Linked DNA regions of Homo sapiens: region 1 is linked to region 2. Evidence: read pairs that join two places in POLR2A ChIA-PET (ENCODE). Cell type or tissue: MCF 10A. All regions are shown on one strand. Each heading gives the region's core, and the rest is flanking DNA. Links, peaks and the distances in the headings are about the cores only. Region 1 has its middle 32 kb from the start of SMNDC1. Region 2 has its middle 93 kb from the start of SMNDC1.

The links. Peaks named below come from ENCODE experiments on the same cell type or tissue, not always from the same donor. Only the 100,000 strongest peaks of a DNase experiment are listed, where the experiment ranks them.
Region 1: POLR2A ChIA-PET joins it to region 2 with 14 read pairs; 7 of 35 experiments call an interaction of 5 or more read pairs at or near these places.

What each region holds. Positions count from the first base shown.
Region 1 is chr10:110,329,390-110,345,186 of GRCh38, forward strand. No RefSeq gene overlaps it. Among named protein-coding and RNA genes, the nearest start is that of SMNDC1, 32 kb to the left of the region's middle. In MCF 10A, for the core only: no CTCF peak of the experiment used is centred there; DNase peaks (open chromatin) are centred at 7,012 and 8,722.
Region 2 is chr10:110,390,197-110,405,993 of GRCh38, forward strand. No RefSeq gene overlaps it. Among named protein-coding and RNA genes, the nearest start is that of SMNDC1, 93 kb to the left of the region's middle. RefSeq lists enhancers at 5,515-5,809, 5,578-5,827. In MCF 10A, for the core only: no CTCF peak of the experiment used is centred there; DNase peaks (open chromatin) are centred at 5,705, 8,635 and 9,345.

The DNA of each region.
Region 1 (15,797 bases), core at 2,827-10,826, 63 kb before region 2:
AGCCTGGGTGACAGAGAGAGACTCCATCTTAAAAAAAAAAAAAAAAAAGAGTTGAGGAAATCCAGCCAATCAACTAATACTTATGTAGTGATTTCTGTTGCCAGATATTGTTCTAAGTACTGGGGATACAGCTATAAACAGAAGTCCTTGCCCTCAAAGAGCTTACATTCCAGCAGGAGGAGACAATTGTTAAAGTAGTCAACAATAAATACATACGAAAAGTTTAGGTATAAATAAGAGCTATTAAGAAGATTAAATAGGAGCGAGCCACCTGCTCTCAGACAGGGCCCATCTCTCAGAGGGGGCAACATTTGAATTGCGGTCATAATGACAAGATACAAAGAAGCGGCCATTCAAAGACTGGGGCAAGAATGCCCTGAGGAGAATGAATAGCCGGTGCCAAGGCTCTAAGACAGGAACAAGACTGGCCTGTTCAAGAGACTAAAAAAAGGCACATGTGGCTGGAATGTCTCGAGTAAGGAGACCAGTAGAGAGAGGAAGATGGGGCAGAGAGGTAAGCTGAGGCAGTCCCCTCAATTTTGTGAGAATTTGAATTTTATTCTGAATGCAACAGACCTTCACTGGAGTTACTGAGACCTGATTTACCTTTTAAAAACATTATTCTAGGCCGGGCGTGGTGGCTCATGCCTGTAATCCCAGCACTTTGGGAGGCCAAGGTGGGCGGATCACTTGAGGTCAGGAGTTCAAGACCAGCCTGCCCAATATGGTGAAACCCTCTCTCTACTAAAAATACAAAAAAAGTAGCCAGGCATGGTGGCAGGCGTCTGTAATCCCAGCTACTCGGGAGGCTGAGGCAGGAGAATTGCTTGAACCTGGGAGGCAGAGGTTGCAGTGAGCCGAGATTGCGCCATTGCACTCCAGCCTGGGTGACAAGAGTGAAATTCCGTCTCAAAAAAAAAAAATTATTCTAGATGTGGGTTGAAGGTTGGACTTAAGGAAGGCAAGAGGGACATAAGGAGGACCTATTAGGAGATAATGCAGTAGTCCAGGCAAGAGATGATGGAGGGGCCCCAGGCCAGGGTTGGAGCAGTGGAGATGGAAATAGAGAAAGGGGGTTGCATTCAGGATACATTTTGGAGGCTTAGTCAATAGAATGTACTGTGGGTTAAAGGGAGGTGTGAGGAAAAGATGATTTAAGCCTGATGACTAAGTTTTAGCCTGAGCAGCCAGGTGAATGATGGCGCCATTTACAAAAATGAGAAAGTCAAGGCGGGGTGTGATGGAATCCATATTGTTGGGAGAAAAGCTGAGTCGTTGGGAGAGAAGCTGAGGTGGAGCTTACATGTCTGCTAGACTTGCTGGCTCCTTGCTTCTAGCACTCCCATTGTCTCAAGTAGCCATATGTTTCTCATTCACTTGATACACCATTTCGTTTCAACCCCCACATCCTCACCACCTGTTTCTTTGATCACCAACAAATAGCGAGGGCTCCCAAAGCTCAGGGCCTTCCCAGCCTCCACACTCGCGATGGCCCCCTGGTCCCACTTTCTCTCTCAAACTGTCTTTTTCTCATTCTTTTGACTCTGCTGGATTTCGTCGCCCCCATGACCTGGTGTTGAGTCTGATCACCCCAACACATATTGCTGCCTCAGCTATGCAAGACATCCAAGTGTAGATGTCAAATGGGCAAAGGGATAGAACATTCCTGGAGTTCCTTTTTTCTTTTTCTTGCTTAAACAACAAATTTATTTTCTCACAGTTCTGGAGACTAGAAACCTAAGTCCGAGATCACAGTGTCAGCAGGGCTGCTTTCTTCTGAGGGCTCTCTCCTGGGCTTAGAGATGCCCATCTTCTCTCTGTGTATTTGCATGGTCTTCTGTCTGTTTGTGTCTGCATCCTAATCTCTTCTTTGTATAAGCAAGAGGTGACAGCGTGCTGGCAGCCCTTGCAGCCCTCGCTCGCTCTTGGCACCTCCTCGGCCTCGGCGCCCACTCTGTCCACACTTGAGGAGTCCTTCAGCCCTCTGCTGCACTGTGGGAGCCCCTTTCTGGGCTGGCCGAGGCCGGAGCTGGCTCCCTCAGCTTGCGGGGAGGTGTGGAGGGAGAGGCGTGGGCGGAACCGTGGAACCGGGGCTGCTCATGGCGCTTGTGGGCCAGCACGAGTTCCGGGTGGGCGTGGGCTCGGCGGCCCCGCACCCGGAGTGGCCAGCTGGCCCCACCGGCCCCAGGCAGTGAGGGGCTTAGCACCCGGATGAGCAGCTGTGGAGGGTGTGCCGGGTCCCCCAGCAGTGCCAGCCCAGCAGCGCTACACTGGCTTTCTCGCTGGGCCTTAGCTGCCTCCCCACAGGGCAGGGCTCAGGACCTGCAGCCCGCCATGCCTGAGCCTCCCCTGCCCTGCCCCCTGCTGTGGGTTCCTGTGCCGCCTGAGCCTCCCCGACGAGCGCCGCCCCCTGCTCCACGGTGCCCAGTCCCATCGACTGCCCAAGGGCTGAGGAGTGCGGACGCAAGGCGTGGGACTGGCAGGCAGCTCCACCTGCGGCCCCAGTGCGGGATCCACTGGGTGAAGCCAGCTGGGCTCCTGAGTCTTGTGGGGACTTGGAGAACTTTTAAGTCTAGCTGGGGGATTGTATATGCACCAATCAGCACCCTGTGTCTAGTCAGGGTTTGTAAATGCACCAATCAGCACTCTGTGTCTAGCTCAAGGTTTGTAAACACACCAATCAGCACCCTGTGTCTAGCTCAAGGTTTGTAAATGCACCAATCAGTGCTTTGTGTCTAGCTGATCTGGTGGGGACTTGGAGAACCTTTATGTCTAGCTAATGGATTGTGAATGCACCAATCAGCACTCTGTGTCTAGCTCAGGGTTTGTAAATGCACCAATCAGCACCCTGTGTCTAGCTCAGGGTTTGTGAATGCACCAATCAGTGCTCTGTGTCTAGCTAATCTAGTGGGGACTTGGAGAACTTTTGTGTCTAGTTCAGGGACTGTAAATGCACCAATCAGTTCCCTGTCAAAACGGACCAATCAGCTCTCTGTAAAACAGACCAATCAGCTCTCTGTAAAATGGACCAATCAGCGGAATGTGGGTGGGGCCAGATAAGGGAATAAAAGCAGGCTGCCGGAGCCGGCAGTGGCAACCCGTTCAGATCTGTTTTCATGCTGTGGAAGCTTTGTTCTTTTGCTCTTTGCAATAAATCTTTCTGTTGCTCACTCTTTGGATTCACACTGCCTTTATGAGCTGTAACACTCACGATGAAGGTCTGAAGCTTCACTCCTGAAGCCAGCAAGACCACGAACCCACCGGGAGGAATGAACAACTCCAGATGTGCCGCCTTAAGAGCTGTAACACTCACCGTGAAGGTCTGCAGCTTCACTCCTGAAGCGAGCGAGACCACGAACCCACCAGAAGGGAAAAACTCCGAACACATCCGAACATCAGAAGGAACAAACTCCGGACATGCCACCTTTAAGAACCGTAACACTCACCGCGAGGGTCCACGGCTTCATTCTTGAAGTCAGTGAGACCAAGAACCCGCCAATTCTGGACACATAAGGAAGCCAATCCTATTTGATTAGGGCCCCCCCATATGATTTCATTTAACCCTAATTACTTGTTTCTAAGAAATCATCAATTTATTTATTTTTTTTGAGACAGGATCTCACTCTATCATTCATGCTGGAGTGCAGTGGTGCGATCAGAGCTCACTGTAACTTTGACCTCCTGCGTTCACTCAGTCCTCCCACCCCAGCCTCCCAAGTAGCTAGGGTTAAAGGCAAGTGCCCTACCACACTCACCTGTTTTTAAAATATTTTGTAGAGATAGGGTTGCACTATGTTGCCCAGGCTAGTCTGGAACTCCCGGCCTCAAGCAATCCTCCTGCCTCAGCCTCCCAAAGTGCTGGGATTACAGGCATGAGCCACTGTACCAGGCCTAATTTACCTTTTTTTTTTTGAGATGGAGTCTCACTCTGTCTCCCAGGCTGGAGTGCAGTGCAACCTCTGCCTCCTGGGTTCCAGCAATTCTCCTGCCTCAGCCTCCCAAGTAGCTGGGATTACAGGTGTGTGCCACCACACCTGGCTAATTTTTTGTATTTTTAGTAGAGACGGAGTTTCACCATGTTAGCCAGGCTGGTCTCAAACTCCTGACCTCAAGTGATCTGCCTGCCTTGCCCTCCCAAAGTGCTGGGATTACAGGCGTGAGCCACCGAGCCAGGCCCAAATTTACTTTTTAAATTAACATGTAATTATACATATTTATGGAGTACATAGTGATGTTTTGATACATATGATGTATAGTGCTCAGCTCAGGATGATTAGCATATTCATCATGTCAAACATGTATCATTTCTCCATGTTAGGAACATTCAATATCCTCCTAGCTATTTGAAACTATGTATTATTAACTTTAGTCATACTCCAGTAGTATGGACCACTAGAACTAATTCCTCTTGTTTAGCTGTAATTTTGTATCCCTTAACAAATGGGACATGTTTTCTTAATATACCATTTAACACACTCTATGAAAGAACAAGTTTCATTTTTCAGCTTTAAATACATGAGCTTTACATAAAATAGCTCTTAATTCAAAAAACATTGGCCAAACCAAACTAATCTACTGCGTTAGAAGTCAGGATCAGGAGGAGGAGAGAGTGTGTAGTGATGGGAAGGGAAATATCAGGAGCTTCTGGGGTGCTAGAGATGTTCTGTTCCTTTCACCTGGGTAGTGGTTACATGGCCCACTTAAAGATAATTAAGCTGTACACTCACGATATGTATACTTTTCTGTATGTATTCCTCAATTAAAATTTTTTTTTAAAAAATAACAAAGGAATCAGGAGGCCTGTGCTTCAGTTCCAGTACTAAAGGTAACTAGCTGTGTGATCACAGGCAAGTTACTTAACCTCTCTGGACCTCAAGTTTTCTCACCTGTCAGTGGAGAGGATTGAACCAGATGCTCACCAAGATCCCGTCCACCCAACATGGTTCCACAGGCAGCTTCCTCCATTTGAGATCGGGCACTTGTGCTGCTGGAGTCAGCCTGAAGCCCTCTCTGACCTTCACCAAGGAGGAGCTGGTCCTTTTTCATGTTCTTCCTTTCAGAAACTAACAGTTGTGGCTGATGTCTCTGTGGTACCACTTGTTACTAACAAGGCAGCTGTGAAGTTAATGATAGTGCAAATAAAAAGCTGCTGGTAATTAGGTGGCTGGATGTTCAGGCATTATTGTTATTTTTAAAAAAATCGGCTGGGCACGGTGGCTCACTCCTGTAATCCCAGCACTTTGGGAGGCTGAGGTGGGTGGATCACCTGAGGTCAGGAGTTTGAGACCAGCCTGAACAACATGGTGAAACACCGTCTCTACTAAATATATATTTAAAAAAATTAGCTGGGCATGGTGGCACATGCCTATAATCCCAGCTACTTGGGAGGCTGAGGCAGGAGAATCGCTAGAACCCTGGAGGCGGAGGTTGCAGTGAGCTAAGATTGCACCATTGCACCCCAGCCTGGGCAACAAGAGTGAAACTCCATCTGAAAAAAAAAAAAAAGAAAAAGAAAAAAATCAATTAGCTGAATAAGAAAATGCCATTGAGATGAACATTTATTTTTCTCCTTAGCATGATTCTGGTTGGATAGGAGGTTAATGTGGTCAATTCCAGAAGGGAAAAATATGTTTCTTATATATTAGAACTTAACATATACTTTTAAAACTGCATAGGGGGCCGGGCGTGGTGGCTCATGCCTGTAATTCCAGCATTTTGGAAGGCCGAGGCAGGTGGATCACAAGGTTAGGAGTTCGAGACCAGCCTGACCAACATGGTGAAACCCCTTCTCTACTAAAAATACAAAAATTAGCTGGGCATGGTGGCATGCGCCTGTAATCTTAGCTACTCGGGAGGCTGAGGCAGGAGAATCGCTGGAACCAGGGAGGCAGAAGCTGCAGTGAGCCGAGATCTTGCCATTGCACTCCAGCCTGGGCAGCAGACTGAGACTCCGTCTCAAAAAACAAACGAACAAACAAAAACTTCATAGGGGAAGATGGAGGCTTTTAATTTTTTACAAAAGGTTTCTGTAAGTGAGGGAGAAGCTTCATAATAATGACCTGTGATTTGTACCTACTGCTGACTTACTAACTAACCTCTGACTCTGGCAATGACCACATCCTCATTTCCTCCTTTTAGAAGGTAACCAAAAACACTTCTAGGAAGTCTGGGGTTATTGAGCCATAGTCCTATCTCTAAGACCTAGATAGTCTATAAAGCAAAATAAATGAAGCAACAAAATTTTTTCCTTGTACTTCTGTTGTTCACTGTTCAAATATCTACATTTAACCAAGCAGATATTCTAATATGGCTGTGTTTATTTACGACTGTCTTCTGAAGACTGCCTGGATCTGTTTTAACCCGGTAACCCTGGGCAAGTTACTTACCCTTCCTGAGCCTTATTTCTTCATCTGTAAAAGGAGATAGTGACAGTACCCACCTCAACGTTTGTGTGTGTGCACGCATGTGTGTGTGCACAGACATGCATGTGAATTAGGTGACATAGCCCATAGAAAATGCTTTGCACAATGCCTGGCATGTAACAGGCTCTCAAAAAATATGAACTATTTTTACCCTTGGGTAGAAGTGGTTCTTACACCTGTGGGGAAGGGACTGGGCAACGTTAGGCAGCAGAAAGTAGGTCTGGCTGTTTTCCTTTTGTGTGGCCTTGAGAACTCCTGCATATAAGGGCTCTTGTCCATCCTGGCTCTCACAGGACCCCCAGCAGGGCTTTTAGACTTCTCTGGGTTTATCAGTTTTCAGTCCCTGCTTGTCGCGCTTTTGGAACTACAAATAGCCTCGGAGAGAGGGCGTCAGATGTTTTGAATCTCCCCCTGCTAATGGATGGGACCACACCCCCTGCCGCCACAGCTGGTAACACAGGCCTTTAGGATAATGGAAGGCATTTGGGGATCTATTTTTCTCTTACTGTGCAGAGCATTACTCACCTCACTCCTCTGTGTTACAAGGAAGGCGAAGGAGAAAAGCACAATAAGCTGCCAAGGATGAGTCAAATTTCAATAGAGCGTCTTTGCTCAGAGGCAGCAACTGCCAACTGCCATTTCTTATGCATTCCTGAGATTCACATTGCAAAATAAATCCTGAACTCCTGCCCCTTTCTTCTTTTTTTCCCCAGGGAAGGGCAACAAATGGAGCTGCATTTTGACTGCACTCTTTCTAGGTTGGAGAAGCAGGGAAAGTGATACTCCGGGAGCTGGTGTGTCTAAGGCCTCTGTGAGTCTGCATGGTCAACACAGCTGGCTCTGCCTTTGCGCTCAGCTTCTCCTGAGGCATCAACCTGCATCTAAGCTCTTCTGCCTCCTTTCCGGGAATGGCCACGGTCTATGGTTTCTCAATTGACTCGAGATTCAGGAGAGTATGGAGAACTTCTCTTTCCCTGACCAGTGGTATACTGCTGTGGCCCTTGTAGCAGGGGAACAGCCTAACTGCTACAACATTCATTTCAGCCAAGAGATCAGTCCACTCCCACATGGGAGCAGGTGCCTTCACCCATGACCCTGACCTTCTTATAAAGCTTTCATTCAGGATGGCATGAGGTCTTTCCTCAGAAGGTGTCAAGAGAGAGAAATGCTAAAGGAAGAGATGCAATCAGTTTTATGATCATTAGGTGTTTAAGCTATAGGGCTTATCTTATAACACATTGTATCTGTGGTACAAAGCAATGGATGTATCAGAAGGGAAAGGATGAGGTTACGTTCAGAGTGTAGGGCAGGAAAAGAGAACACACAACATTATTGAATTAACTAGACTCTGTCTTGCATGAGGCATATTTTGAGCATCTCCATAGGCCATAGGAAACAACATTGCAGAAAACATTAATTTTAACTGAATGTTCGTACTTGAGGCTGGTGGTTCCCAAACTTGGCTGAGCCTGAGAGTCACAGGGAGCCTCTGATGATACAAGTTCTCGGTTCTGTGTAAGGGAATTCTGATTCCCTGGGTCTTGGGTGGAAATATTCATTTTAGAAGTTCCCCAGGTTGTTCAGATGACCAGTCAGGTTTGGGAACTACTAAGGTGGGCCACATTTTGAAAGGACATGGTCCCATATCATCTACCATCAACAAGTCAGCTTTTAAACTTTTTATTGTGAAATAATGCACAGATACAGAAAAGCTTATAAAATAGAAATGTGGCTCAGCTCAGTGATTTAGTTCAAAGAAAATGCCGAACTGTCCACCTCCCCCTTGAGAAGTAGAACATTGCCAACAGATGTATTTCCTGGCAACTAAACGAAATCTTGAAATTGTCCTCATTTATAAACCGTTGGAGCGATTTGACTTCTCTAGTACCTGGATTTCAAGCCTTGGGTTTTGTGTGTATCTCTGATACTCTCAGACTTTGCTTTGACTTAAGGAGCTGAGTTTTTTATCCTTTATAATCTTGCACTTGGAACTCATAATTAACCAGGAGTCAGAAAATCTCTCTTCAAATCTTAACTCCTCCACTTGCATGCAGTGTGATTGTGGGCAAGTTACTTAACATTTCTGGTTCTTAGGTTCCTCGTCTATTAAATAATGAGAATAACAATATGCACCCGATAGGAGTTTGTGACCATTAAATTTTTTGAACAAAATAATGCCTTACAACCGTAGAACACTTTTCTATCAGATCCCATTTTCATTTTGCTATTCTCCAAAATGACTCTTCCCAGCAATTATTCCCTGTCTCCCTTGCATCTGGGCCCTGTGCCAGAACCTGTGTCATTTCTGTACTGCTATGGTTTGAATGTGTTCCCAAAGTTCATGTGTTGGAAACTTAATCCTCAATGCCACAGTGTTGAGAAGTGGAGCCTAATAAGAGGTGATTGAATTAATGTCATCATTATAGGCTTGTTATAAAAGCAAGTTTGGCCCCTTCTTGCTCTATTACTTTTCCACCTTCTGCATGAGATGATATAGCAACAAGGACCTCACCAGATGCCAGCCCCTTGACCTTGGACTTCCCAGCCTCCAGAACTAGAAGAAATAAATCTCTGTTCTTTATAAATTATCCAGTCTCAGGAATTCTGTTACAGGAGCACAACATGTACTAAGACAATTCATTGCTGCCTTACCTCTTACTTTAAAAGGAAGCAAGCAAACAAAAAAAAAATCTTCCTTGACCCCACATCTTTCTCCTGCCATCGCCTTATCATTCTGCTTCCTTTCACAGCTAAAATTTTGTAGTTACTGTCTATGTTCTCTCCTCTATCCTCTGCAGCTGGGGCTTCTGTCTCTGTTCACCCACTGAGATGACACTTGTCAGATCGCAGTCATATCTGTGTTGCCCAAGTCCAGTGACTACTGCTCTATTCTGGACTCAGTTGGCCTTTCAGCAACATTTGACAGAGGGAACTGCAAATACAAAGGCCCTGATGGGGGACAGGTTTGGTGGATTGAAGAAACAGAAAAAAAAAATGCTGGTTTGGTTGGAGCACAGAGCTGAGAAGGCAGTGGTCGGTGAGGGCCAAATCACATGACGGCACCTTGTCAACTGGAGTGAAGCTTCAGACCAGCTCTGGCACAAGCAGGTGCTCAGTGTTAGCTATCACCATTGTTACTAAGAGCTTAACAGTGCCAAGTGTGAGAGAGGTGGGAAGGAGGCTGTCAGGGAAAGGAAGAGAAAATCTCAGCCCTTGAAGAGCTTTCCATCTAGTTGAGGGTTTAGATTGTACCCGTGACATAGGTTACTGGGCAAGAGAGCCTGTGAGCCAATTTCTTGGTGGCCAATTTGTTGTCATTGCCCTCCCCTGCCCCATTCACTTTCTTGGTGAATTGCATTGCATCCAGTGATTGTCTCTGGATAATTAAGATTTTTTTTTCAACCTGAAAGGAGGCAAAAGTGGGCTGTGAGCCCCAGTAAAGAAAGAGGCAATTAAGAAGTAGCAACCATGAGATCAGAGTGTGGGTTGAGGACAGAAACTAAACCTGGTGTCCTCTCTCTTTTTCCAGATTACTCAAGATAATCCCCTCCAAATAAATAATAATAGCTGGTCACTGCTGTCTCATTTGTACTAAAGCTGCAAACCACACAAAAGAAGTCAGACTGCAGAAGTAGCCCTTTGGATTCCTGATGCAACACAGGAGACCTAAGGCAGGTGTATACGTGTGTGTGTGTGTGTGTGTGTGTGTGTGTTTAAGACAGAGTCTTACTCTCCCACCCAGGCTGGAGTGCAATGGCGCAATCTCAGCTCACTGCAACCTCCGCCTCCCGGGTTCAAGAGATTGTCCTGCCTCAGCCTCCCGAGTAGCTGGGATTACATCACCACCACACCCAGCTAATTTTTTTTTTTTGAGATGGAGTTTCACTCTTGTTGCCCAGGCTGGAGTGCAATGGCACGATCTCTGCTCACCACAACCTCCGCCTCCCAGGTTCAAGCGATTCTCCTGCCTCAGCCTCCCGAGTAGCTGGGATTACAGGCATTTGTCACCACGCCTGGCTAATTTTGTATTTTTAGTAGAGATGAGGTTTCTCCATGTTGCTCAGGCTGGTCTCGAACTCCCGACCTCAGGTGATCCGCCCACCTCAACATCCCAAAGTGCTGGGATTACAGGCGTGAGCCACTGCACCAGGCCTAATTTTTGTATTTTTAGTAGCAAAGGGATTTCACCATGTTGGCCAGGCCGGTCTCGAACTCCTGACCTCAGGTGATCCACCCGCCTCAGTCTCCCAAAAAGCTGGGATTACAGGTGTGAGCCACTGCGCCCAGCCAGGCAGGTGTGTTTTAATCCTCCTGCTGTCTTTGCCACACATCCCTACTACAGGCCCATTTGCAGGCACACACTCAGCAGACCCACACACTCAACGCACACATTCAATACATATGCACACTTAATACACACTCAATAATATAAACACTCAACACCGGAACAATTAATACACACACACACACACACTCAGCACACATGCTAAACATACACACACCCACCAGAAACACAACACAACTCAGTACACATGTACACACACACTCAACCCACACGGTCAGCACCCACACATTCAGCACTCACAGACATTCATGCACAGTCCGAGCATTCATGATACTGATGGACTGTGAGTTATTTTCCATTTCTTTGCCTGTATTGCCCAGCAAGCTGAAAGTTGAACAGCATGGAACACTGAAGTGAGTCAGGAAAGATTCACCATCTTCAATTATAATTTTCTGCCACTTATCTGCCAGATCACAGTCTGGTGAGATCAAGAAAAATGAGCAGGTAATTTTTACAAAGAAAGACACTACTGGCATAGCATGCTCACTTTTTCTATACATGTGTCTCTCTGACACTATCTCTCTATGTCTGTCTCTATCTTTGATTATGGAAAAGCTGGCCCAGAAGAGGGTCCCATTTAGAAATGAGCTAGACAAAAAGTTAAAACGTACTGTGACTTTTAAAGGAGACCTGTTTGAAATAGGCCATCCTGAGTTAACTCCCAAAGCTTGAAAGGTTAGAGAATAATACTCCAGATACCATCTGGGCAAATTAACAACGCTGGATGATGCGAAACCAAAACTTTAATGAAGAATTCCATGAATAAGTAGAATAGATGATCTCGCCCTATCTAAAATTAATTTGCTTTCATTTCCAAACTCTGACGCTAGCAGAGTTCTTCCTCAAAATGACGAACCTGTAGAGCATTCTGGGCAATAGCATGCAAATGAGTAAGATCGCTGTGTTCCCTGCTTGGATTCTGGCAGACCACTTCATATGGCAAGAAATATGCTAGGGTAGAGCTTATTCCAATCTTAATCTGGTTGTTTTCAGATTTTCTGTTTGAGGACATTTTGTCATTATCCTAGTTTTCTAGTGTTCCTCTTTTTAATGTCTGGTAGCTCAATTGTCTTTTCTTTCATGCCTCTTTTCCAGCATTTCAGGCCAGTTTGATACCTTTATTCTCTCCATTTTAGATTCTAAAGCATCCATTGAGTGTCTAAATGTATCTGGCGTTATACAGGTGCTTTGTGTAAAGAAAACCTAGTAGAGTATTAAAAGCCAAAGTCGCCGAAAAGGATGCAGCAAATTTTCCTTGACAATTGTCTTAGCACTTAAAAAAATTTTCAATGTATTTTATAATCTTATTTTATCTTAGAACATATTGGTCTGCCACTAATGGAAATAAAACAAAAAACTGGTCCATCACCCATAGGTGAAATAGATAACATTAAAATTAAGAAATGCTAGCAATGAAAAGACATACAAGGATGAAAAAGCAAGTCATAAAATGGGAGAAAATTTTCCAACACATTCATTGTCAAAGGAGTTATAAGAATTAATTCAAACAAAAATGGGCCAAAAAAAAAAAAACAAAAAACCCGTGGAGAGACACTTTACATCAGGAAATCCCAAGGCTCAAGGAACAGGTGAGTAGTGTCCTACCTGACTTTCACCAGTTAAATGAATATTAAAACCACAACGAAAGCCACAGAGCAACCAGAGCAACAAAAACTAAAACATCTCACAATCCCAGGTGTCAGTGAGGATGCTGAGCAGCAGGAACACCCGAACACTCTGTTGGGAAGTAAAACCATCAAAGCCCTTCAGGGCACTCTTTGGTAGTATCCACCAAAGCTGAACGTGAGAAGCCGAACTTGTGAGCAGCAGTTCCACTGCTAATCCTCATCCTAGGAACCAACAGCAGTGTGTGCACAAACCCCGTAGTGGGGATGGGCGCATTCATGCTTGGGCACCAAGCAGGGTTTGTGATGGCTGCAAAATGGAAACAAGCAAAATGTCCACCCAAGCTCACTGGATAAATGAAAGCTGTTGTATTCACACTTTGGAATAGTAAACAGCAGTAAAGATCATCAAGCCGCAGCTTCAGATACCGTTGGTCTTGTCTGACTTCCCCACTGGATCTGCAGGGCATCCCAGGGACAGATTCTCCATGAATGCAGTCACGTCTTAGTGCTGGGGTTATTCCTGTCTGCAGAGCTTGCCCCTGCTTGGTGCCCAGACATCATAAGGGGTAAGAAAGGACCCCTGAAGAAGTTTTGGGTGGGAAGATCCCCCAGGCTCCCTACCACAAGCTTTGGCCCCTGGTAATTGCTGGGATGCTGTCCAGAGTATTTGGCCTGCTGGTTCATGAACCACAGGTGCTTGTTCAGGTTGAGTCCGGCAGCCCTTCTGCTCCTTGTAGGCTGGGTACCCACTTTTCTCCAAGTATTTCTCTATCTCCTGCTGTGATTCCCTGCTAGGACTCTGTGTTCCTGGTGCCACCTCCTCAAGGACTAAGGATGGTGTGAGGCCCTTGAGATTCTTAAGTTTTTGCCTCCTTCATTCCTTTGTTCCCTCCCCAAGAGCTTAATACATTTTTTGGTGTGTGTCATCTAAAATTTTCAAGCCATATACTTGTCCAAAAATAAGGCCTCCCAGAAGCATTAGACCATGAGGCAGTCATGGCCTTGGCCCCTGTGAAGATAGCCTGGATTGATGACTGAATAGAAGACACTTGATGAAAATGTTAAGACATTGAATAAATGCACACAGAGAATACCAAGGACCTCCCCTTTCCTCCTGAAAATAACCGGCTGCCTCTTTTCCTTCCCATTTGCAGGTCCCTGCAGCCCCACTGCTTAACCACATCTTTCAGCTTTCCCCGACCCTCCCCAAATAGATTTCATTTACATTTTGCCTAATTGCTCCAATAGCTTTTGTGGCATTTTCCTTCTAGGAGCACTCAAAATGGACTCCCAGTCGGCAACCCTGCCCCCTAAAAATCAGCATCCAGGTAGAACAAGCCCCAGCCCCAGCTTCTGGAAGGAGTGAAGTCACAGGGTTAAAAGCCCAGACACTCCTTAAAAGCTTTGTGATGTCTTCACACTAAAAATGTGTATTTTTTAAGTGGTTAGTTGTATTTCTTTTTGAAAAAAATTAGTTCATCTAATTATAAAATAGGTAAAACATGTACATTTACAAAATTGAAAAGGTAGAAAGAGGTACACGGTGAAAAATGAAGTCTCTTTGCTCTCACCCCTGTCTGCAGACTCCCAAGCGCCCTCTCCAGAGGTACCACTGTCACCAGTTTGTGCCAGAGACAGTCGATGTGTGTGTAAGATTATATGTACATAGACTTTCTCTTTCCTAAAATTACAAGCAATAGCATACCACACAGTGTTTGCTTTTTCACTTAGAACTATTTCTTGGCAATTGTATCATACAAGGACATTTTGCTCTGCCTCATTAAAGGCTTCATACTACTCTACTCCATAGAGGTGCCAATGGATGGACATTTAAGATATTTTAATAAGGTTTGGCTATTATAAATAAGACTGCAGTAAGTAAGAACCTCTCTGTTTCAATCGTTCTTCTCCAGACTCAGTCTCCTAGGGGTAATCTTTTAAATGTTTAAGAGAATGTAGACAAGGGAATGGTCTTCTTTGGTGCCTGCTGGGAAATTAGGACTCCTCTGTCTAGTACTGCGTCACCTTGGGAGAGTTGCTTATCACATGGAGGTAAAGTGGGTAAACTCTCCTAAGAGGGGTCTGGATGAAAAGCAATAACACATTGGTTAAAATGCTTTAAGAAGTTGAATGCATTTTACAGATATAATAAGGTATGACTATAGACTAATGGGACAGATTTTACCAGAATCATATACTAGAACCAGCCACGTTGCTTTACATTGGATAGATGATACTCGGAAGACAGTTCAGACTGACTTAGGAAAAAACCGGAAATTTATTCTCTTGTGTAGCATAGAAGCCCATGGAGTAGGGCTGTCTTTAGGTATGGCTGGATTCCAATGCTCAGATGACGTCACTAGGATTCAATTTCTCTGTCTTTGGCTCTGCCTTTACATGTATTGACTCCATTTTCATATGTACCCCCTTGTGTGGAGAGGATGGTCATAGCAGCCCAAGTGTCATGTCCTCCCTGGTGTTACTGGCTGCAGTTGAGTCTCCTCGACTCTTATTGACCAGAATTAGGTCAAGTGGCTGTCCCTCAATCAATCAGAGAATGTGGTCATCTGGTTGTGCCAGCCTCGGCATAATGCCTTTTCTAAGACTCAGCGCAGAGTCAACTCCACTGGAATCCAATGAACTAAGGGGGAAAGAGTGGTATCTGAACAAACACCCAGTGCTCTCGGGCTTTACAGGGATGGACGCTGGGCTCTTTTCTTTATCTGTTTGTGTTGCTATAAAGGAATACCCGAAGCTGGGTAATTTATAAAGAAAAGAGGTTTAATTGGATCATGGTTGTGCAGGCTGCAAGGAGCATGGCATTGATATCTGCTTCTGGTGAGCTTCAGGAAGCTTCCACTCATGGCAGAAGGTGAAAGAGAACAGGCATCACATGGTGAGAGAGAAGGAAAGAGAGAGGAGAGGGGTGCCAGCTCTTGAGTGAACTAACAGAATGAGAACCCAATTACCACAGGGAAGGCATCAAGCCTTTCATGAGAGATCCTCCCCCATGACCCAAACACCTGCCACCAGCCCTACTGCCAACTTCGAGGATCAAATTTCAACATGAGATTTGAGGGGAGAGATATTCAAACTATATCGGCCATCAGGAAGCCACAAATATTCACTACCTTTTGGGGATTTGCTGTTCACAAGCCTGTCATTTCAAAATTCTGGCTCAGACAGCTGAATTCCTTTCAAGGAATAGCTCTGCATTAGGTTTTAGGAGGTAGTGGAAATAAGCAATTAAAGGCATGCATGTGGCAAAAGAAGTGTTTACATGTTGAAATAGCCTTTAAAAATATTTCTTCCTTTATAAGATAGAAGAAGACTTCCTCCTGTCAAGTAAAGACGTTTGCCCTACAAAGGTCTGGCAAAACAAATTTAGTTCTTCATCTGCAT
Region 2 (15,797 bases), core at 4,913-12,912:
ACCTGGAAGCCAGCCTCCTTATCCATCAATATGGCACCTTGACAATCAGCAGCGGAAAGAGTAATGTGGCTTAAAACTCACCTCATGGTGGGTCACTCACACATGAGCGCTGAGACCTGCTGAGTGGTGCAGGCCTGACTCCGAAGGTCTCGCTAGTCCAGCCTTCTCCTCCTAAGATGGGGAAACCCAAGGATGAGCTGGAAGAACAGGTGAGAGGACCTCGGTTCTAATTGTCCAGTTCGTGTCTCAGTTTCTTCATTAAGAAACAGGCTAACTTGGCCAGATGCCATGGCTCATGCCTGTAATCCCAGCACTTTGAGAGGCCAAGGTAGGAGGATTGCTTGAGCCCAGAAATTTGAGACCAGCCTGGGCAATATAGGGAGGCCCCCATCTACAAAATTTGTTTTAAAAATTAGCCAAGCATGGCGGTGTGCACCTGTGGTCTTCAGAAGGCGGAGATGGAAGGATTGCTTGAGCCCAGGAGTTTGAGACTGGAGTGGACCAGGTTCGTGTCACTGCACTACAGCCTGGGCAACAGAGCAAGACCTTGTCTCAAAACAAAACAAACAAAGCTAATTCAAGTCTTGTCTTACTTTAGGCAAGTTTTGTCCTTAGGAAAACAATTCTCATTTAAATAGTTTACAGGGGCTATGACAATGCTGACAACTCTCACCCAGTGGTTAGAGAGTTTAAATAAGAAGTTTTGGTGGGTGCAACATGGCTCCCACCTGTAATCCCAGTGCTCTGGAGGGCCGAGGCGGGAGGATCCCTTGAGCTCAGGAGTTCAACGCTACAGTGAGCTGTGATGGCACCACTGCACTCCAGTCTGGTCAACAGAGTAGGGCTCCCATCTCTAAAAAGAAAGAAAAATAAAATAAATAATAGAGTTCCTTGAAGGGACAGATGGAAACCCCACACAAAATACCACTGGCTCTTAAACGTAGAAAGGTGCTCATCCACCTCCTAATAACAGCAATGAGAATTCAAGCTACGCTGAGACTCTGTATTTCATCTGTCTGTTTGCGAAAGACCAAAATGTTTGCTGATGCTGTTGGCGAGTAGGGGAGGAGAAGCTGGCCCAACATTCTGTGGAGGGCTTGGTGGCAACATTCAGTGAAAGGATAAAGGCCTGCACTCTTCTAGTTGGTACTGCTATTTCTAGGAACCCGTCCTACAGCTTGACAGGAAACAACCTAAATGTCCACTAAGATGGATCTGGCTAAATAAATTATGGGATGTCCACACACCAGAATACTATGCAGCTATGGAAAAGCGTAAGAAGGGCGTCTGTGTACTAATATGGCAGAATCTCAGGATAACCTTAAGTAAAAACATGGTGCTGGGATTTTTTTTTTTTTTTTTTTTTTTTTTTCAGTCATCACCCAAGGGCTTTCTAGCTCTTCCTCCAAAGACCTGTCTGGGCGATCATAGCTTTTTGGTCCCCAGCCCTGGAGCCCTCTCCAGACCGGTGCAGGCTCTGCAACTTGTTGGAACACCAGGTTTGCCTACAGAGCGAGGGACCTTTGGGGCACCAGTGACAGGCCGCGGTGAGGTCCACCTGGGTTAGCTCTGTGGACAGCTGCTTCTCCGGAGGCACTGACTGGCCAGTCAAGCCAGGCCCAATCCCTCATCCCCCGGGGTTTTGGTCCTTCCTTAGTCTACTATCCTGCAGATATAACTCTACAGGCCAAGCTCTCTCCCTCCAGGACTATCCCCACTGCACTTGACTTTTCCAAAATCCTGGCTGTGCTGTCTCAGGGAGCCCACTCTGGGTCTCAAGTCTTCCAAGAATGCCTGCCCTGCGGCTCAGCTTCCTGGGGACTCTCCTTTGCCCCCCTCCCACCAGTATCAAAAACCACTATTTCTCAAGAGGCAGGGTCACCTGTGCCAGGGGTCTGGTGGTAAACTGCTTGGGTTCCAATCTTGGCCCTGGGGTCTCCCAGTATATGTTAGCTGGCAGAGTTACTTGCCCTCTCTCTTCTAAGAAGTGGAGATGCTAATAGCCTTTCTCTTTAAGGTCTACTTAATAGCACTTGGCACAAAAGCAAGAACCCAATAAATGTTGCTATTATTTTATGGACCACTGGGAAGCTAGCCTGAGTCAATACATGGCATACTGAGAGGAAATTTATTTCCTCCGAGTTTCCCCCAACGGACTTTAGGGGGAGAAAGTCATTTGGCAACGCTTTGCCCAATAGCGTGGCAATTGTGTTGGGGGAGTGGCCCTGTCCACCACGGTGGGCTTTGTGTTTTAAGAGGTGTGGTCCAGTAAGCACTGTCTGCCCCCAGTGTTAGCCAACCACCTCAGGTTGGCAGGAAGCGCGAGACCCTTTCTCTGCTGAGGTCCATCTCTGGCTGGGATGAGGGATTCAGGAGTGAGTAGGGCTGGTGCCTGGTAGAGTCCAAAGCAGCTTAAGTCACTCACTTAAGTCAGTGAGGCTTTTACTTCTAGCCTGACAACTCCCACACAGGTGAGAAGATCTGGGAGTCACAAAAGGGGCATGGGTGAGAGAGACCCCTCCCCTGTCCTCTCCTGATGGTAGCTTCCTGGCAGAGCTAATGGACCCCTCCTCCCCTGTGGGCTTCTGCCTGTCCCCCTCCTTCCTCAGGCTCACAGCACATCCCCAACAAGTCCTAGTCCCAGACCCTTGCTAGAGGCTCAGCACTCAGCCATGTCACTCTGTTGCCAGACAGGATGCCCCCTCTGCCTGCCTCCTCCATTCTCCTGCCTTTCCTTCCCTCCCTGCTCTCTCCTCCTCCTATCTCCTCCCTGCCTTGCTTCCTCTCAGCCTCTCACAAAGGCTCAGGGAGTTCCCCCCACCCCCGCCCTTTCGCAATCGGGCCACATGGCTCTATCATTCGAATATTCCCTAGATTTATGGCAATGCCGAGGAACAGTCGGGTGCTCCCAGGCGCCCGCCTTGGTATGAAGACACATCTGTGCGGAAAGCCGCTCTCTCTGGAAGCGGAGGATGGAAGTGTTGCCAGCAATTTTCCTTCTAAAAAAAAGTGGCAAATGTGGCCCAGGGGCTTTGTGCTGCCAAGCAGTTTGCTGCTTCCTTAACTCTGAGAAGGTCTAGTGGGGAAGAAGCCCGAAGGGGCACATTAAACTCCCCCAGGTGGGGATATTAACCAGGATTAACTGGAATTAACTGAGGACAATGTGAGCCCTGGGACGGGAACTCCTGCTGCTCTCAGGGCAGACAATCAGGGAGACAATGCCGGGCCTGACTCTGGAGGGACAGCTTTGCCCACCCACTCAGTGGGCTCACACTTGACACCGTATTTTCACATCACTGTGGGCACTCGCTGCCCAGCCCACAGGCCCTCGACCCACATGTGGATTCCACAGGCAGCAGGTTCCTCCCCTGCCCACACACCCAGTGCTCATCCATATGCCCCAAACAGACTCACAAAGACAGCAATATTCCCCATCACAACCCCCACAGCTGACACAGACACACAGAATGACCACACAGAACCAGCTCCCATAGGCAGCAGGTAAGTCTCCACGCACACCTCCCACCGTTTCCACTCCCACCTGCAAGGCACACGCGTGGCGGATTCATAGATGCAAAGGTGACTCCCAGCCTTCCCTCCCCTCACACACGGACACCTGCCCCTCAGGGACTCAGCCCTGGCCCATGGAGTCTTCAGGCGATTCTCACAGCTCTCATGTTTCATACCCAGCAGCTTCACATCAGGCACTGCCTCTCATTTGGCCACTGATACTACCACTTGCACATAGGCGTGAGCACACACACACACGAGACCTCTACACACACAGACACACACATGCATACTCATGCCTAGATTCTTCCATCCCTGCATCTCAGCACTCCCCCTCCAAGCCCTGCAGGGGCGAGGGTGCTCTGGCTTCTGGGAAAGCAGCCCTGGGAGCAGACCCCATGCTTCCCGGAGGCAGGAGGATTCCCCTCCCGACCTGGCATCCCAGGACTCCCACCCTACCACTCCTGCCTGTCCCAATGCATGCTCCGGAAACCTCTGGGAATAGGCAATCAAACTCATCCTGGTTGGCCAATGTCCTGAAACCCCTTCAGTCATTATCAAATGGGGAAGGTTGGTCAATGTCTTGGGGAACGCAGTTTGGGCCTGGCCGGGTAGACGTAGCCCCTGGCTATCAACGTGTGCATCAAGGCAACTCATTTCCTCTGAGTTTACCCCTCTGTCTACAGGTCTATACAATGGAACTGTGGCTTTTCCTTAAACAGCCTTGGGCCCTGGCTGTTGTCCTCAGCCCCGGGCCACAGCCTCCTCTCTCCTGGGGCCTCCATCCTGGAAGCAGGGAGATGCCCAGGCAATGCGATGCCAGAGCTGGCCCGAGCTTATGAGTCCAGAGCTCCTAGCAAAAGCCTGGGGACGGGGGTGGGGGCAAGGCAGGCTGGGCAGGTCAGGCCTGGCTCCAGGAATGGGACACACTGCACCACAGATGTGCTTGGAAGGGGGCATTCAAGTAGGACCACCTGCCTGAAATGTCTTTCACTGCCAGTTATTTTACCATTAACACTCTCATCCCTTATCATCTGCCTGCTCAGATATCCTCCTACCTGCCTCCTGCAGGAGTCATCACATCCTACGAGACCTGTTCTTTCGGTCTTATATGATTGGCTTATATACACTGAAAAGCCAGGAAGTCGATCTGAATTTGGACAAAGATGGAAGCTCAGTAGATGTGATCTGGAATCCTCCTCTCTCTCTTAAACACACACACACACACACACACACACACACACACTCACTCACACACACACCCTCTTCTGCTCCTTTTTTCAAGGATTCCACTCTTAGATTCTCATAATCGTGACCAAAATGGCGGAGCCCACCTCCAGACTCCATCCTACAGCGGAACAACAGCCATGTAAAGAGAGGTCCTTGTGCCCAGCCACAGTCCCAGCGTTGATTTGGATTGGCCAGGACTCACTTTCGTGTGCCCTCAGGGTTCTGGAGAGTGGATTAGCCCTACTGAAGCACATATGGCCAGAGTTGGGGCCCATGGTTCTCCCCCAAAAAAATACGATCAATTTTACCAGAAGAAGGGGGAATGGGCCCAAGACAGGCAAAATAATGTCCACTGAAGTGGGGCTTTTCAAACTTTAATGAGCACACTCATCTCTTGGGGATCTTGTTTAAAAACGCAGATTCTGGTTCAGCAGGTTGGGGTAGGGCCTGAGAGTCTGCATTTTTGACAAGCTCCCAGGGGATGCTGATGCAGCTCCGCTGGGAACCCCATCCTGGACAGTGAGGGACCCAAAGCACCTTAAGACCTGGCCCCGAACACACTTCATGTATGTGCAATGTGCGAGGGGGACTGAAGTGCAGGTGGGCTTGGTGACCACCTCAGTCCTCCTTGAACCCCAGGGCCCAGATGCCCTCTTAGATGGTTTCTCACTGGCACCTGACAGGACAGGCAAGGCAAACCTTCTTTCTTATTCCTATTTGGCAGATAAGAAAACCGAGGCTGAAATAAACTCCGTAGCTCTCCCAAGTCATGCTAGGACAGGGGTTGAACTGGGTCCCAGTGACCCGGCTGCTCTGAAGGACAGTGCAGTCCTCCTAAGCCAACTCCCTCCTCTTAAGGGACAAAGAGCGGTAAGTCAGAGCCCTCACTAGAACCCCTCCCACTCTTAGGAAGGTGTTGAAGGGCTGCCAGGGAAAAAAGAAAGAAAAACAACTGCCTGACCTCTGTGTATCGGTCACACCACAGGACTGGAAATTCCCAGGCCACTGAGTAGAAAGCTGCGTCAGCCATGAGGTTTTACAGCCAGCATAGACCCAGGTGATCTCCTGGTTGTGATGCTTGTAAATCAAAGTTGCAAAGGGCAAAGGTCATGTGGGCAGCTCATGGGTTATTTTTAACCTTCTCTCCCTTATCAGTTTTCTCCTTCCTGCTCTCCAGGTGGTTATCGTTAACAGATATGTCTCACCCAGGGTGGGGCCCATCATACCTGGGCTCCAAGGAAAGAAATGAGGGTGTCCCTGGTCCCTGGCACCACCTGACAGAGTGGGGCTGGGCATTTGCAAGAGATTTTAAGGAGGCTCCTTTGTGGATCTCTGGGCTGGCACAAGAGGAAGATCATTCAGGGTGATCCAAATATGGAATGGGCTCCTGGAGAGGGAGGGAGTCCCCATCTGTTATGGGTTGCATTGTGTGACCCTCAAATTCATATGTTGGAGCTCCAACCCCTAGTACTTCAGAATATGACCTTATTTGGAAATAGGGTCTTTGTAGATGTCATTAGTTGAGTAGGTTGGGTCCCTAATCCAACATGATGGGTGTTGCTATTTTAGAGGAGAAATGTGGACCCTGGGAGAACAGCATGTGAGGACAAAGGCAGGGATAGAACCAGGGTGATGGAAAGCATAGAATTCATAACGCTTTTCAGCTATAGAAGCCACAGATCCCAAAAGATGGCCAGCAAACCTCCAGAAGCTAGAGGAGAGGCAGAGCCTCAGAAGGAACCAACACTTTGATTTTGGACTTCCAGTCAGAGACAATAAATTTCCAGAACTGTGAGACAATAAATTTCTATTATTAAAGCCACCCAATCTGTGGGGTTCTCTGTTGCAGCAGCTCTAATGATCTAATACACCATCTTTAGAGGTGTCTGCTGAGGCTGCGCTGCTACTTGGCAGGGATATTGTCCAGTAGAGACATTATGCTAGCCACGTATATAATTCAAAATTTTCTAGCCGGGCATGGTGGCGTGCACCTGTAGTCCCAGCTACATAGGAGGCTGAGGCGGGAGGATAACTTGAGCCCAGGGGTTCAAGGCCAGCTTTGGAAACATAGGGTGACCTTGTCTCTAAAAAAGAAAAACAAATAATAAGTAAAATAAAAATGTCTAGTAGCTACATTTAAAAAGCAAAAAGAAACAGATGAAATTACAGTTGACCCTTGAACAATGAGGGGATTAGGGGTGCCAACCCCTATGAGGTCAAAAATCCAAGTATAACTTTGACTCCCCCAAAACTTGACTATAACTAGCCTGCTATTGACCAGAAGCCTTGCCATTAAAAAAGAAAATGTTATTAAGAAAATTATAAGGAAGAGAAAATATATTTACTCTTCATTAAATGAAAGTGGTTCATCATAAAGGTCTTCATCCCTGGCGACTTCACATTGAATAGGCTGAGGAGGAAGAGGAGGGGTGGGTCTTGTCTCAGGGACAGCAGAGGTGGAAGAAAATCTGTGTATAAGTGGACCCTCTCAATTCAAACCGTGTTGTTCAAAGGTTAACCGTAATTTTAATGATAGATTTTATTTCATCCAATATATCCAAAATATTATTTCAACATGTAATAAGTACTAACAAGAGCTATAAATTAGATGTTTTATATATTTTTTGTTTGTTTCTTAGTAGGTCTGAAATCTGGTGTGTTGTTTACACATACGGTACAGCTCAGTTGGGACTGGCTACATTTCAAGCACTCACACGGCTAGCTACATTTCAGATACACGGCTAGCGGCCCACATGTTGAAGAGCGCAAGTTGAGTTTTTCTTCCCCTTTGTATCCATGTGGCTTCAGGTAATTTACTGAGCATGTTAGAGCTTCAGTTTCCTCACCCATAAGACGGGACAGTTTCTTCACCCATAAAATCAGGCAATAACGGACATACCTGTCTTCAGTGATTTCCTGGCATGGGGTCAACCTCCACAACCAAGCCCTGTAACTGTGGTACAGGCCTGTGGGCATCAGGCAGGATATTTAAAAACCTTCCCACTCCAAAGGATCACACAATTGCCTCATTCCTCGCTATGTTCATCTTGAACCCCCTTCACACTCAGACCTACCTCCAGCCTCCCCACTCAACCAACCTGAGTCCACCTCCTCCAGGAAGCCTTCCTAAGGTCCCAGCCCCCATTTAAAATTCCTAGAACACCTAGGGAGAGTCTCGCAATTTAACACTTAATTGTTCTGTGAATTGTGTTATTACTGTGAGTGAGGTTTTGAATTCCTTGAAGGCTGGGATGTGCCTCCTCTGTTTTCTCATCTGGCCTGGAGTTATGAGCCCGGTTCAGTTACTCAGTCAGGCAACACACCTTTATTGAGCACCTATCCCAAGTCAGCCACTGGGCCCTGCTGGACTTATAGTAGGTGCCAATTAATGGTGTGCAGGTTGATTTAGCTTTTTCTTTTCTTTTTCAGCCCAGCTCTTCTAAACTCCATAGGTTGACTTATCTATGCATACCTCTCAGAAGCCCTGGGAGAGATATTCTCCGGGCACCAGGACTCACTGCCCAAGCTCGAGTCGCTGTACCTCTGGGCCAGGGCAATGGAGGTCCTGGAACCTTCCAGGAAAAAGAGTTCAAAAGGTTTTGGCAGTGACCTTTTCCAGTGTGCTTCCCCCCAGGCAAAGAAAGGTTTTTCACTGCAGCCTGGGGATGGGCCTCAGGTAGGCACTTTACGAAGCCCAGGATGCCCAGGCTCAGGATGAGACACCATCCTCCCCTCCCCATTTCCCTCTTGCCTGGATGGCATCTTGTGACTTGTTTACTACAAGTCACATCCTGATAGAGGCCCCACTCGCTGGAAGGGGCAATGAATCACCAGCGTCTCCATGGGAATCACAACCCAGCTAGCCCAGCCCCACCCCTCCTAATCCACTGCCCTTACCCCACCCCCCAACACACACAAACAGTCATGTCCACTGGGTGAGCCTGCTAGGGCTGAGCCTGGCACGGGACAAGGAAAGGCTTGCCCAAACAAGAGGTCCCCGCCCACTTCTGCCTCCCTGAGCAGCAGCTCTCTCTTCTCCTGTCAGCTCTCGGACTGGACCACCCTCCATACAGATTACAGAGGGGGCATTTGTCCCCCAAGAGCCATCCCACACAAGACTTCCCTGCCACCTCCTCTCTTATTGGAGGTAAAAAACAAAACAAAACAAAAAACAAAACAAAAACTTGGGTTTATACCTGACTCTGATACCTCTGACTGTGTGGCTTTGATCAAGTTACTTAACCTCTCTGAACCTTAAATTCCTCAACCATAAAATGAGGATAGCAGTATTACCCAGACCACTGGGTTGGTTGTGAAGTTTAAATGAGAACATTCACATAGCATGCTTGGAATAGTGAGTGGCACACAGCAAGTGTGCCTGATAACTGATCCTTCATGATGGTGGTGATGAATATCATGGGCTTGTGTAGCACAGCAGGAGGCTCATTTGGCCACCAGAATGCACATTGCATTCTATTGCAAAGCTAGGAAACGTGATGTCAATCGTACCTGCATTTCCGGGATTTTGTAGCCTATGACTTTTGTTGAGGAATTTGTACCGATGCAGGGCAACTCATGCATTCTACAAATATGTACTGAGAACTCATTCATTCTACAAATATGTACTGTTAAGGAAGTGACGTGTTCTTGGCAGTCCCAAGAGCAGAACTGGGGGATGTGGATGAGAGGCTGTTCCTGGCAGCTTCCCAGACCCGTATCATTTGATTTGCAAAGGTTGCACATCAAATCATGAAAGTTCCTTTCATGATTTGCTGAGATGACGGCAGGTTCTTTGCCTATATATTGGGTCTAGTATGGACTGGAGGTGATGTCCAGGGAGGTGAGGCAGGAGGGGCCTGTGCCCAGGTCTTGAAGCAGTGTTGGTTTGGGCCATAGCTTCACCTCTTCCAAGTCTTGTGACCTTGGGAAAGTCAATTAGCTTTACAGAACCTCGGTTTCCTTCTCTGTTAAATGGGCATAGTAACACCTAGCCTGTGACCTCACAGGGTTGCCGTCAGCTCACATGTGTGAAAGATAGCCTCTTAATAGCTGTATTTTCCATTCATTCATTCATTCAGCCCTTACCTATCCACCCAACCATCCAAGATTATTTTGATTATCTACTATCTTTCAGTTACAATAGGAGGAGCTGGGTACAAAGGGAAACCCAGAAGACGTGGGGAAAATGCTGGCCACCAGGATTCCATAGCAGAGACAGTCCATCTTCCAGCCCTCCAGATGTCAATGTTGGGGCCAGCAGACAGGAGTCATCGAATAAGTTCTTGGGAGGGGACAACCCTTCTTCAATCCACTCCAGGTGACAAGTGGTTCCTTTGGTCTAGGTGAGAAGCAGCCCATCCTCTGGACAGGTGCCCAGGGTGGACCGTTCCCCTCTCTTGGACCCCAGCCAGCCTGCCCAGCCCTCCAGACTGAACTCTTGACCCTCTGTTTTTCCATATTTTGGCAGGAGATGGGCTCTGAAAGAAGATACCTGGCTGGGCTCCAGAGAGTATACCCACACTTCAGGCAGGAGGTAGGGAGGATGGGGCCCAGCCATGCTGTCTCCTTCTTTCAGAAAAATAATGCTTTTATGCAGGTCTCCCCCAGAAACCTCTGCTTAGTTTTCTTTGGACAGAACTGGACCATGTGCCTACTCCTCATTGCAAGGAAGCCTGGGAAAAAAGGAGCAGGATTATCATGATTGCTTAGACCAAAGGTTGCAAACTTTTTCTGGAAAGTTGTAGACAGGAAACATTTTAGGTTTTGTGGGTCATACAGTCTCTGTTGCAACTACTCAACTCTGCCTTTGTCACGCAAAAACAGTCATAGATAATATATAAACAAACGTATGTGGTTGTATTTAAATAAAACTTTATTTATGAACACTTAAACTTGAATTTCAGCTGGGTGCAGTGGCTCGCACCTGTAATCCCAGCAGTTTGGGAGGCCGAGGCAGGAGGATCACTTGAGGCCAGGAGTTTGAGACTAACCTAGGCAACATAGCAATACCCTGTCTCTATAAAAAAATAAAAATTATACATTGAAATTTTAAAAATCTTCAATATCATATAATTTTCATGTGTCACAAAATATTATTTTTATGTTTTCAACCATTTGAAACGTGTTAAAAACCATTTTAGCTCATGTACCATGTAAGAACAGGGGGCATTCAGATTTGGCACTCAGGCCGTAGTTTGCTGACCCTTGGCTTAGACCAGTCATAGTCCATTGCCTGGAGCTGGGTTCGCTGTCACTGTAAGGAAGGGTGTGTATGTGGCAGAAGGTGTAGCATAAGGGGGGCTGTGGGAGATGTATGACACAGGCAACTAACAGTATTCGTCAACAGCAGAGTTTGAATCCAAAGCATCCACTCAGCCTGTCATGGGGGTGCACGCTTGTATCCCAGCTACTCAGGCGTCTGAGGCAGGAGGATCGCTCGAGACCAGGAGTTCAACACCAGCCTGGGCAACAAAGCAAGACCCCCATCTCAAAACAAAACTGAAACCAAAAAAAGAAAAAGAAAAAAAGAAAAGACCCATTCACTCTTAGCCTCTGTGTTCATGTTCTCTTCTCAGCAACCTCCCTGTGCTGGGAAGGTGAGAGGGAGAAGGCATGCAATTAGGCATCGGGATTGTGGTGTCAGCTTTGCTATCAAGATGGCTCTGGCTGGGACACATGCCATGTCTCCTGAGGCATTCCAACAGCCTCTTCTCACCAAGGCCCCAGATGGGAGATCATAGGAGGGGGATGCAGGGAGGGGTCCCCAGGTGGCAAAGACTTCTCAGGAAGCTGAGAGGGGCTGGAGGTCCTGCCTCCCTCCCTCCCCATGGTGCACACCCCTGAGGTGTGGAGCAAGGGGTGGGGGTTTACCTCTGGCCCTGGATGGAGCAGGATTTACCTTTCCCCTTGACATTGATAGGCCTGAAACTGGGTCTTGGTCTTAAAACTGGAGAAGCAGGAACTGCCATCAGCCTCTGACTCCCTCCTTCCTGTGTTCTTCGCTTCCTGCCCACCCCAGCATGAGGGAGATCTGGGAAAGAATCAAATAGTGAGGGAGCACGCCAGCATGAGGCATAGGAAAACTCAGAGATGTCATTCTTTTAGCCATTTAAAAAAATCTTGGTTTTAAGCTCTTACCATAGGATTTATTTTTAAAAAATTAATTCAGTTTCCACCAAGCACGAGCCGGGTACTCCTCTAGGAATTTTACATTCTCTGACTCATGTGATCCTCCAATAATCCTGTGAGGTAGGGGTCTTAGACCCATTTCTCAAGGGTGGAAACTGAGGCCAAGAGTTTACACCATCAATGAGAGATCCAGGATTTCATCCAAGGCCGACTGACTCTAGATAGAGTCCCTTCTCCAGGACCAGTTGAAATGCTTAGGCACAAAACGTAAGGAGGTACTGATTCTCAGGCCGGCGCAAGTGCCCTAGGTACCTCGCCTGCCTCACCCTGCCTGGCCCAGGCACACCCCGGTGTCACTCCCTCCCGTTAAGATTCTCAAGGCCCCAAGCTACCATGAGCTGCTGTGCATTTGTTCACGTGGGTCCCATGCCTGAAGTATCCTCTCCACCACCTTCGCTGTGCACCCAACTTTTCCTTTTCCTTTAAGATTCAGTTCAAACACCACCTCCTCTAACAAGCCTTCCCTGAACCCTCCTGGTCAGGATTGTTCCTCAGCTCACCACACCTGCTATCTCATATTCTGTACCTCAGGACTCCATCTTGTGAGAGCAGGAACCAAGGCTGAATTTGTCTTTGTTGCTGTAGCACAGAAATAAGATAATCGACGTGAAGTACTTAGCACAGTGTCTGGCTCCCAGTGAAGATGCCCTTGGTTGCTACAGCTTCATGGAAACTTTACCCTAAATAGCTGCAAACACACAGAATGTGTTGTGCTTTTTTGTTTTGTGTTTTTTGATACAGAGCCTTGCTCTGTTGCCCAGGCTGGAGTGCAGTGGCACGATCTCAGCTCACTGCAGCCTCTACCTCCCAGGCTCAAGTGATACTTTCCACCTCAACCTCCCAAGTAGCTAGGACCACAGGTATGTGCCACCACGCCTGGCTAATTTTTAAGATTAAAAAAAAACAACAACTGTATAGATGGGTCTCACTATGTTTCCCAGGCTGGTCTCAAACTCCTGAGGCTCAAACAATTCTCCCACCTTGGCCTCTCAAAGTGCTGGGATTACAGGCATGAGCCACCGCACCCAGCCAGAATGTATTATCTCACCTAAGAAAAGGGCTTCAGGCAGGGTGCTCCAGGGTTGGATAATTCACAGCTCAACAGCTTCCAGGTTCTTCCTACTCTGCCATCTTCAGAATGTAAGCTGCATTCTCAGGTGGATCCCCTCATGGTGAAAGAATGGCTGCCACAGTCCCAGGCCACAAGCCCTCACACCAAGACACGACAACTTCTGGTAGAAAAAGGGGATATCTCTTGTGTGCCTCATTTTGAGAACCTTTCCCAGAACGCTACCCCCAACTCAGCTGACTCTTTCTTTCTTTTTTTTTGAGACAGAGTCTCACTCTGTCGCCCAGCCTGGAGTTCAGTGGTGCAATCTCGGCTCACTGCAAGCTCCGCCTCCCAGGTTCATGCCATTCTCCTGCCTCAGCCTCCCGAGCAGCTGGGACTACAGGCACCCACCACCAGGCCCGGCTAATTTTTTGTATTTTTACTAGAGATGGGGTTTCACCGTGTTAACCAGGATGGTCTCTATCTCCTGACCCCAGGTGATCCGCCCGCCTCAGCCTCCCAAAGCGCTGGGATTTCAGGCATGAGCCACTGCACCCGGCCTCTCAGCTGACTATTTCTAAGAACACTTTGGCCAGGATGGCATCCCATGCCCACACCTACGCCAGTCTCTGGCAAAGGAAATGGGATGTGCCAAATTGACCAGGTAGTCAGGCTCCTGGCCCTATGGCAGAGGGAAGATTACCCAAGCCCAGTCAGGAAGGCGGAAAGGCTGTGAGGGTGACTGTATCTACACCTGGCTATCACATAAAAAAACGTGCAATAAAGAGTAGCTATTAGCTTTAAATGTAGACAGATGTGGTGGTGTAGTGAAACAAAAAAAAAAAAAAGCACTGGTTTAAGTGAATTGCTGACCAGGCTTCATGGCACCACTTAGGACTTGAAGACAGAGGGTCTTGTATTATTCCCTACTCCTGTTTTTCGTGCCTGGTGAGGTTCTCTCCATCTCAAGCTTGGGCTTCTCCAGAGGCCACATTTTCTACCCTTCTGCCCTGACCCTGTCTACTGCAGAGCTAGGCACATAGTGGGCTCTCAAATATGCAGACACTGTGGCTGGAGAGCACAGACATGCCCCTCAACCGCCCAACTTCCTGGAAATAAATTGTTCTGCATTCCCAAGAAGCACCCCAAAAAGTTACCTTCTAAATCCTGTTCTGCTTGTCACTTTCAATCTGGTTAATTAAACTCAATACCTCCAGGATGATTAAAAGTTAATTTGGCATTCAACAGGCCCGGAAATGAAATTCCATGGGAAACACTCTTGGTGAGCCTGGCTAGATATAATTAGAACATAGTCCTGCTGGGGGAAGAAGAGTAAGTATGGCACTGGCGCAGCCACAGAGGTGACAGTAGGGAGGCGGGTGCCGAGGTTATATGGCAGCAAGCCTCTTCCCAGGCCTCTAATTACTTACTCAGCTGTTGCTGACAATTGCATCACAAGAGCAGTTGGTTTACACTAAGAGTTTTTACTTCTAAATTGGTAAGGATCCATAGGCACTGCTTCTGCCCAAACCTGCTTGAGTCTCCACTCTGCTGTTTGTACAGTTCCTGCTTTCCCCTCACCCTGCTGCTGAGAGCCAAGGCCTTCTCTTCCCTCCCCCTCTGTCTTCCCATCTGCACCAGGCCCCATCCTGGCCCCTTCCACCCCCAGTACCTCCGGGTCTTCTGCCCCTGATGCCCCATTCCATTCCTCCCTTTGCTTCTGCTGCTGTCCTCCAAGAGTGGTCCCTGCTGCAGGCTGGCCACCCGCTGGGAGGTCTTTAGTGCTCCTCGTCTCCCAGGCAACAGTGCCATTGCTTTAGATGCCAGGCTGGAGCCTGGTATTCCAGGATGCCGCAGAAGGGCATTTCCTTTTTCCATCTCGGAAGCCACCAGGAGGCCTTCACACCTCCCAACCCATCCAACTTCCCCATCTGGTACCTTCGAACACTGTGGGAAGCAGGAAATATCTAGTTAACCCTCAAGGGCTAGAACGTCTCTTAGTGAGGAGCTCAGGAGCCTGTGGGGAGACCGTGTTTCACTCAAGATGAGCCCTAGCCCTTACTGTGAACTGTTTCAAATGAGAAGATACTGCAACAAGGTCGGAGGGCAAGTTTTGGGTTTTTCTTTGGCCTTCCGGAAGGACTAGGTCAATGCTATTCAATATGGTTGCCACTAGCTATATGTGGCTATTAAATTTAAATTAATTAAAGTTGAAGAAAATTTCAAATTCCATTCCTTAGTTCACTTGTGTCTGGTGGTGGCCACACTGAACAGTGCAGATAGAACGTTTCTGTTATCACTGAAAGTTCTGCGCTACAACATGAGCTGTAAGCACGGGCTTGGAGGTCAGAGCTGCTCTCTGCTGTTGACTCTGTGGCCCTGGGCAACTTGCTCAACTTCCTGATGCTTCCCTCATTTCTCCTCATTTCTGTAATAGTAGCTGTCTTAGAGTGTCCTGGGGGCCAAAGGAGATAATCCAGGTACATGCTCAGCACGGCATCTGATAACCGAAAGGGCTGATAAGTAGAAGCTCCTGGCTCCTGGAGAGAGGCTGCCACTTGGTAAAGTAGAAATACTTAGGATGAAGGGGACTGAACGCTAGCCTCCCTGTAAGTCCCATGTGAAGGCTGTGAGCTACATCACCCAAATTAAAAAGAGTAAATCAGAATTAATCACAATAAAATGGAAAACTCCAGCACAGATTTTTCTCTGGAGCCTGGGACCTAACATTCAATAGTCTGCTGAGCCGCCCAGTTAGATTCCTTCCAGGATCCATTAAGTCAAGAAACCCAAATGGAATGGACCCTCTTCCACACAA